Regions from separate parts of the Homo sapiens genome. Here region 1 is linked to region 2. A link is a contact called in ENCODE Hi-C or POLR2A ChIA-PET data. All regions are on one chromosome and are shown on one strand. The core of a region is the stretch at or near the end of the contact, and the rest is flanking DNA. Distances in the headings are between cores, read along the strand shown. Region 1 overlaps PCSK6 (proprotein convertase subtilisin/kexin type 6). Region 2 overlaps LRRK1 (leucine rich repeat kinase 1).

What was found. Hi-C counts contacts between places; a loop is a spot of excess contacts on that map. ChIA-PET counts read pairs that join two places held with the same protein, here RNA polymerase II (POLR2A). Pooled maps may share reads with other maps.
Region 1: POLR2A ChIA-PET joins it to region 2 with 10 read pairs in T-cell. The contact joins two enhancer-like sites. A Hi-C loop is called at or near these places in 2 of 50 pooled maps. POLR2A ChIA-PET finds 5 or more read pairs at or near these places in 2 of 52 experiments (T-cell and activated T-cell).

The regions. Positions count from the first base shown.
Region 1 is chr15:101,319,442-101,323,107 of GRCh38, forward strand. It overlaps PCSK6 (proprotein convertase subtilisin/kexin type 6), which reads right to left. Exons shown (of 22, transcript NM_002570.5): 18 at 3,079-3,166. Among named protein-coding and RNA genes, the nearest start is that of PCSK6-AS1, 13 kb to the right of the region's middle. Within about 2 kb of position 1,395, at least 7 of the 41 ENCODE cell types and tissues checked have a DNase peak (open chromatin) inside an H3K27ac peak, as active enhancers do.
Region 2 is chr15:101,004,482-101,008,667 of GRCh38, forward strand. All of the region lies in intron 6 of LRRK1 (leucine rich repeat kinase 1), which reads left to right. Among named protein-coding and RNA genes, the nearest start is that of LRRK1, 87 kb to the left of the region's middle. RefSeq lists enhancers at 2,503-2,797, 3,776-4,105. Within about 2 kb of position 2,575, at least 17 of the 41 ENCODE cell types and tissues checked have a DNase peak (open chromatin) inside an H3K27ac peak, as active enhancers do.

The sequences.
Region 1 (3,666 bases), core at 145-2,644, 310 kb after region 2:
CACACAGCTCCTAAAACCCTTGGAATTATCAAAGTGCTAAATGTCTTTAATAACTGATAGCTGGGGGTTCCTGGGCAGCCTCTAGACAGGGGCTGGCTGCCAGGGAACCAACCATTGATCAGAGCTTTGGAATTTTTAGCCCTACTACTCTGACTTCCCTCCTGGGAGGTGAGAGGGGCTGAAGGCTGAATTGATCACCAATGGCCAATGATGTAATCAATCATGGCTATGTAACAAAACCTCCATAAAAACCCAAAAGGTCAGGGTTTGGAGAGCTCTGGGGTGGTGAACAAGAACACAACCACATCCTGGGAGGGTAGCCCAGCCCAGCCCCATAGGGATGGAAGGTCCAGCGCTCAACCCTTCCAAACCTCACCCTCCGCATCTCTTCATCTGGCTGTGTGCCATATCCTTTGTAATAAATGGGCACATGTAAGTAAAGTCTTTCCCTGTGAGCTGCTTTAGCCAATTAATCGAACCCAAGGAGGGGTCATGGCAAGTCCGATTTATGGCTGGTCACTCAGAAGCACAGGCTACCATGTGGGACTCGTGATTGACATCAAAGTGGGGCAGTCTTGGGCTGAGCCCTCAATTTGTAGGATCTGACACATCTAGTAGCGTCAGAATTGAGCTATTTATTTATTTATTATTTATTTATTTTTGAGACAGGATCTCATTCTGTCACCCAGGTGGGAGTGCAGTGGCACGATCTCAGCTCACTGCAACCTCCGCCTCCCAGGTTCAAGCGATTCTCCTGCCTCAGCCTCCCGAGTAGCTGAGATTACAGGCGTGCACCACCATGTCTGGCTATTTTTTTTATTTTTAGTAGAGACAGGGTTTCGCCATGTTGGCCAGGCTGGTTTCGAACTCCTAGCCTCAAGTGATCTGCCTGCCTCGGCCTCCCAAAGTGCTGGGATTACAGGCGTGAGCCACTGCGTTCAGCCTGAGCTATATATTTATTACGTATATCTTACGGTTCACTGGAGAACTGCTTGGTGTGTGGGGAAAAACCCACACGTTTTGGCTACCAGAGGTGAAGTGTGTTGTATTTTGTGTGTGAGAGTAGGAGAAAACACTGGTTTTTCCTATCTCTTACACCTGCATTTAGCAGGAAGACGTCTGTATGTTGGCAAGCTCCTCTGCATAGATGGCGGACACCCACCCGGCGCCCTTCCTCTTCATGGTGCCATGCCCACTGCGAATGGCAGTTAAATCATGTCTTTATAACTGACACTCCCCTGCAAACCTTTCCTGTGTTGATCCCCCTGAAGAGATGGAGGGCCAGAGGCGGCGGCTCGGCTGCTCTCTTGCTGCTTTAACATGACTGCAGTGATTAGAAGTCACAGCTTAAGAGGATATTGGGCAATAAACGGAAGCTCTCTGTGGCTGACGGCTGGCGATGCGTCTGGAGTTTGCACGCCTCTCTGAAAGCTCGTCAGTGACGGAAGCACTGCCTCTATGTGGCGGGGCTACCGACAGGAGGCGTTTTCTCTTTAGCACACCATTCCTACATTGAGTATCCGATTTCCCTCTCCTACAGGATGGGACGGGATGCATAAATGCATTCCCGGGGACCCCTCAGCACTTCTCTGCTGGGAAACAGGCAGGTTCCAGGGAGCTGGGAACACAGAGCCTCCTCTTCCTGATGCCCCCAGCTACCAGCCTGGGTTGAGGATCCACTCCTGGGCTGCCTGACCTGCAGAGCCTGGGACATCAAAGCTGGCCTCTCCCAGGCCGCCAGCGGAATGCCTCCTTCCTCTTCCAACTCTTTTATCTTTGGGGGATCCCTTTCCTGGGCCAGTTCATCCTTTCACTCCTAATCCTGCCTTGTCCAGCCAACAGGTTTAAATGACAGCAGATGTGATGCATGACTTTGGGAGCCTTGCTTTGCCTTCCCTCTCCTGGACTCCTAGCTGCTTGGGGTCCTCTTCTCCCCAGTACTCTGATCTGGAAGAAAGAGGCAGGCTGAAGGAAATGAAGGCAGTAGCATAGTGCCTCCTGGGGAAACTTCATCTCCCCTGTTTGTAAAATGCGAGTAAGAATTATGTCTACTTCACAGGTTGCTGCAAAGATTAAATGAGGCAACACTGGTGCAAGCCCCTGGAATAAGAGAAGATATGCTCAGTAAGTTTTCTTCCTTTGTTCTTTACTCCAAAAAAGAAACTTCTTCTATGGAGAATTCCAGTCCTCACAGCATTTGAGAAGGGAGACGGGGCTGGGGGTGTGTTGCAGCCCTCCACCGCCTCACCCTGCAAAAGCAGCTCCCTGCCTGGACCGCAGCATCCTCACCACTGCCAGCCTGCGGAAATGCAGAGTCGTGGGCTCTGCCCAGACCTGCTGCATCAGAACCTGCATCTGGACATGAGGTGATCCTTCCAGTGCGGACCATGGTGCTAGTCTCCCTACTATGGGAGTGTCCCCCAAAAAATTTTGAACAGAATGTTCTAAGATTTTAGACAGCAATTCGGAGGAACAGGTAATGTATATTTGATTGCATTAAATGCAGTTTGGTTGCATTAAATGGGCTGAAGAAACATTTCAAAATATTCCAAGAACAATCATTAACCCAGTAGAATGATTTTAAAGAAAATGCATGCTGAGCTTTATGGGGCTGAGCCTGATGAACAGGGAGAACCAGGAACGTAAAGAGCACCCTCAGGAAGCCGTGAAGATGTCAGGAGCTGGGAGAAAAAGAGAAGACCGAGGGATGCAGAGGAGAGAGGGTGGGTGAGCCGCTACAGCCCATCCCCGGCCCAGACAGCGAGGGGAACTGGAGCAGGTGGAGGTGCTGGAGCGAAAGGAGGCGGATCTGGGCACAGCCCTGTGCTGTACGTGATGTGATCAAGTGCTGCTTTGCCCAATTCGCCCATGTTGTGTAAAATGTAGAGATTCCGCCCATCCTCTCCCTTTCCATCCTAAGTGGACACACGATTTCCAGGACTCGGAATCTTTACCCTCAATGGCTTTGGGCCTCTGACAGTTCAGCTTTTAGGAGAAATGCACCAACGTGGTAAATCCATAACACACTCCAAGCAGCGCCACCGCCCTGACATTCCTCAGGTTTCGAGGGGGTTTTACCTGAATCCTTCTTTACAGACAGTACATTTCTCAGGTTCATCCACGCACTTTTTACAGCTTGGGTGGCATTTAAGGCAATTTTTCTGACCTGGAGAAAAATAGCGAGATAAGAAAAGAGAAGGGACGACACTGACAGGAATGAAATCTGGGCAAGCAGGCCCCCGGCATTTCAAAGCGGGGGTGCGGGTGGGCTGTTCCCCGAGTCCACCTCCGGAATGGGTGGAAATAAAGCAGCCAGAGGCCGCTTGTACCTGGTGTGGGGTCACAGAATTCTCACCTCCCCTTTCTGAGGTAAAAACGGTCCTCAGACAACCACCAGGCCTCTGAGGTGGTTCTGCTTATTTCAACAGGGATGGAGGCCAATTCCTGGTGGGCTGAGTAGAGTTTAACGAGGTGGAAATCTTCATGAAAGTGGCCGGGTGTGGGCAGGTGGGGGGTGGAGAGCCTGAGGCTGCCGCTTGCCCACCACGGTGCTTTCTCAGGGAAACCTATGTATGAAGATCTGGCTGCTCTAGATGGTGAGACAGGAACCTACGGCGAGTCATCGTGCCTCTTGGGGAAGTTTTGGGTCACCCCAACTCCCACCTG
Region 2 (4,186 bases), core at 1,325-3,824:
TGCATAGTGGGTATGAGGTTGAGCTGCAGAGGCAGCCAGGCAGGGCTCTGCACTGTGGGGTGTGCAGTCCGGGTTCCGGTTGGCCATGCTGTCTGCCACAGCAAAAGAAATGTGGGCTGAGTCAGTGCCACACAGATCAGTGGAGAGGTTAATACAAAGTGTCTCAAGCTGAACAGAGCCCAAAAAAGTGCTCACCTCCACTGCGGCTTGCCCAGAGTCCACGTGGAGTTAGTTAAGCAGCCTGAGGCTGAGCCCCTGCTCCTTCTGCAGTTCAGGGCTCCAGCCCCAGCTCAGGGGATGTGGAGGAGGTGCTGAGAGGGAGGCTGCCATTGTAAGGACAGCCACACCTAAGCCCTTCCCCAAGGTATTTGTACCATAATTGGGTCATGTTACAGTAATAATTTGATTACTTGCTGTTGTTTTGTTTATTTTATGATGGTCCCCAGAGTTTTATTTAAAGATTTTCAATAGAGACTTAAGATTTGTTGTCAAAGCCAAAACCATAACCAGCCTCCCCTGCATCTTGCATTTGGCTGCCATTTCAGTTTGGGTACCAACCATTCCATACGGAAAGACCATAATGGCCACGCAGAGTGAGTGGAGAGGGTTGGATTGCAATCTGGACACCTTGATTCCATGTTCAGCTGTCTGGCCCTTGCCCCTGAGACCTGGGTGTGTCTCTGTGAATCCAGGAAGGAGAGGCAGACAGGCCCTGTGGAGCCTTTTTTGACTTGGCATTGCAAAGTCCACATGGTGACCTTCCTGTCAGCCTGTTGCTGGGCTGACTGTCATGCTTATCCAAAGACTCCTACCCAAAGGCCACTGTACTTTGCAAGACGACCACCGGAAACAATATTGGGACGAGAACTGACCTAGGCATCATCTGATCCAAGCCACTTATTTAACAGATTAAAAACAATGATAATGGAATGAAGAGTGATACAGTCGTGAATTGTGGATTATGGAAAGATGAGGGAAAAAAACCCCTTTGCTGCATTGAATTGGAGGCATCAGAACACACTCATGTTAAATACAGAGCTGTGTCCCATCAATGGGCTGAAAAGCAGTGACACCCCAGCGGTGATGAGCACACCTCACACCCAGATCTTGGTTTCTAAATACCAATTTTTGCTCAAGGGAATCAAGGCCTGGGCTTAGAAAGTACAAGAGGAGACTGGAAGATCTTGTTTTGCCGGGAAGTAAGGAGGCGTCCCAAAATTGACAGCGATATGTCACAGGAACACAGGGGGCTCTCTCCCACCCCAGTGGGGCTCCCCCTGGACAAATTGGGGATGACTTGGGTGTCAAAAAAATAATGATACTTGGGAAAAAAAAGAATCCATGAGTCCATAGTGATACTTAAACAGGTGAGGAGGCAATGCTTTTCTATACAGAAGAATGCCAGGTAATACATGTAGAAAGAAAGGTAGCTTTAGCAAAACTTTCTCATTGCAACCACCGTTGTACTAATTGATTCAGGCCAGGATCAGCAACGGAGGCTAAACCCATGGGGCAAAAGGATGCAGAAACACAGAATTGTCACATAGTCTCAGAATATCACCCCATAGATTGTGTACTAATCGCAAAGGGTATAATGTTAACCTTTACAAAGGAGGGACTGATAGACACCACCTTAACCATGAGACCAAACAGGGCACCACCTGTAGCAGGAACACCTAATATCAGGTGCCCCGGGTGGGGTTTAGTGGGAACCACTCAACTAGACTCTAAGGTTGTTGCCCAAAATAGCTAACTTTAATCTAAACTTTAGGAAAAACTTGAGTAAATTCAGATTATGGGATATTCTATAAGACAAGCAGTGAAACACACCAGCATCTGCCCCCGATGAAGAGGCTAAAAGTTGCAGGACTTAATGCAACGACAATGTGATAAAAAAAAAAAAAAAAAAAAGAAAAGGCATTAAAAGGTGTGAAGACTCTTCCAGATGAAAGAAAAGTAAAGAAACATACAGTGTAATGCAGTGTGTGATTGCAATGTCATGCAATTGTCAAGGGATCCCAGATCAGGACACAAAATAGTTATAAACCACATTTCTGGGATAATTGAGAATATTCTAACATGGGCTGTGAACTTAATAATATCGTATTGATGTTACACTTACTGAAAATGATAATTATACGGCTGTTGTGTAGAAAAATATTATTCTTCAGGGATACATGCTGAAGTATTTACGGGTGAAGCATCACGATGTATAATTTACTGGCAAATGATTCATCAAAACATAAAAAGCGTGTGTATTTGTGTGGAGAAAGAGGGGCAAAAGCCTATGTGACAGCGTTTTAACAATCAGTGAGTCGAGGTGGAGAGTGCACAGGTATTCACTGTGTCCTAGTGCAACTTTTCTGAAATTTAAAAAATTTTTCAAAATTAAAATGTGGGGAGTAAAATAGTAACAATCAAACAGGCCCAGGGCAATTGAGTGACTTGTCTTAAAAAATCAGCTCAGAATCTACCCTCCTGGCCTAAGATCCAGTGCCGCCCTTCCCTTTTCATCCATGTGAACAGAGAGACAGACAGACAGAGCGACAGAGTCCCTCATTCCTCTGGTTCAAAGACCGGACGGAGTGTTGAGGGGCGTAGGCCCAGTCTTTCCAAACTCCTGGAGTGGGCGGAGGAGGAGCTAAAGACAGGCGCTCATCGCCATCTGGTGGCCAAATAGGGATGCCCGTCACCTGCCGCCAATTTTTGAGGAATTCATCCCACGTTATTGGGACCTTTCTCGTAGCCTCTGCTTGTTACATTTTCCCATTTGCGAAGCACTAATTTTTGTTCATATTTCTGCTCCTCTAATTTTCCAATACGGATTTCCAGTTGCTTCGAAGAAACAGACCCAAAAGCAGATTTCTTCTCCCCAGAAACCTGATTGAGCCCAATATTCTTCGGTAATCAGGAAGAAAGAGCAAAGTCCTGCTCCCATATATTTCGCCAGGTCCCTTTGACCACCCCATGCCGGAAAACCGCTGGCCCTTCTGACTCCCTCTGGTGGAAATAAAGGAAGACCAGTGAGAAATGAGTGGAGCAAAGACATTTTGTTTAGCAGGACTTCAACGGCAAGAGCGCCAGCCACCAGGACTTGCGTGTGGCAGAGACCCACAGGCTGGCAGAGGAGCGGGAGCTTTCTAGTGGGACAAAGGGAAGGCCTCCGGGGCCTCCTGCCGGGAGGCCGTTGTCGTGGGGAAGCTGGGGGGCCTCGCTGCAGGCTGGGCATCCTATGGGATTGGTAGGGGTGCAAAGTTGGCTCTCTCGGGTTGGTCCTAAATGGAAAGTGAGGACAAAAATTAGAGAATCGGTCAGTTATTAACCAAGTCCTGGCCATTTTAGACTGACTTTTACGGAAATGATGGCTTAGCTTCCTGGGTTGTTACTAGAGATAAGAAGTGGCTCATGCCTGTAATTGCAGCACTTTGGGAGGCCAAGGTGGGTGGATTGCCCGAGGTCAGGAGTTTGAGACCAGCCTGAGCTCGACGAACATGGTGAAACACCGTCTCTAATAAAAACACAAAAATTAGCCGTGAGTGGTGGTGCAGCTACTGAGGAGGCTGAGGCAGGAGAATCGCTTGAACCCGGGAAGCGGCGGTTGCAGTGAGCCGAGATCGCACCACTGCACTCCAGCCTGGGCGACAGAGCGAGACTCCATCTCAAAAAAAAAAAAAAAAAAAAAAAAAAAAAAAAAAGAGGCTGGCCTCCTGCAAGAGACTGGCTTCCCGGGCTGTTTGCTATAGATAAAGAGGTTGGTTTCCTAGGCAGGTCACTGTGGGTCGTGGGCCAGAGTTCTGTTTTTTATATATTGTGTGGCCATCGTCTGTCTGTATCTCAGGCTCGCTCTGAAAGCAGCCTGTCCACCAAGCACCCTGGCGCGGTGCGGGCAGCTGCAGGCGGCAGCTCCTCTGATCACAGGAAAGGCCGCCTTGAAGGGAGGTCAGAGACTTGGGTTTGGGAGTCAGCTTTCTTCTCCAGTCTGGGGGAGGCGCCTGGACGCTTCAGCGGTCTCCTCTGTACGTGGACAATCCCGCCGCGCTCTTCCCTGTGAGCCGCCTCTTGAGGGGCGGCACTGAGCCCGCGCCCACCGGCGCCCTCTGGAGGTTGGAGGGTGACTTGCAGGCGCTGTGCACAGATTGCCTGTGAGACGCAGGTGCCGATGGGAACAGGTAGCTCTTCTGCACCC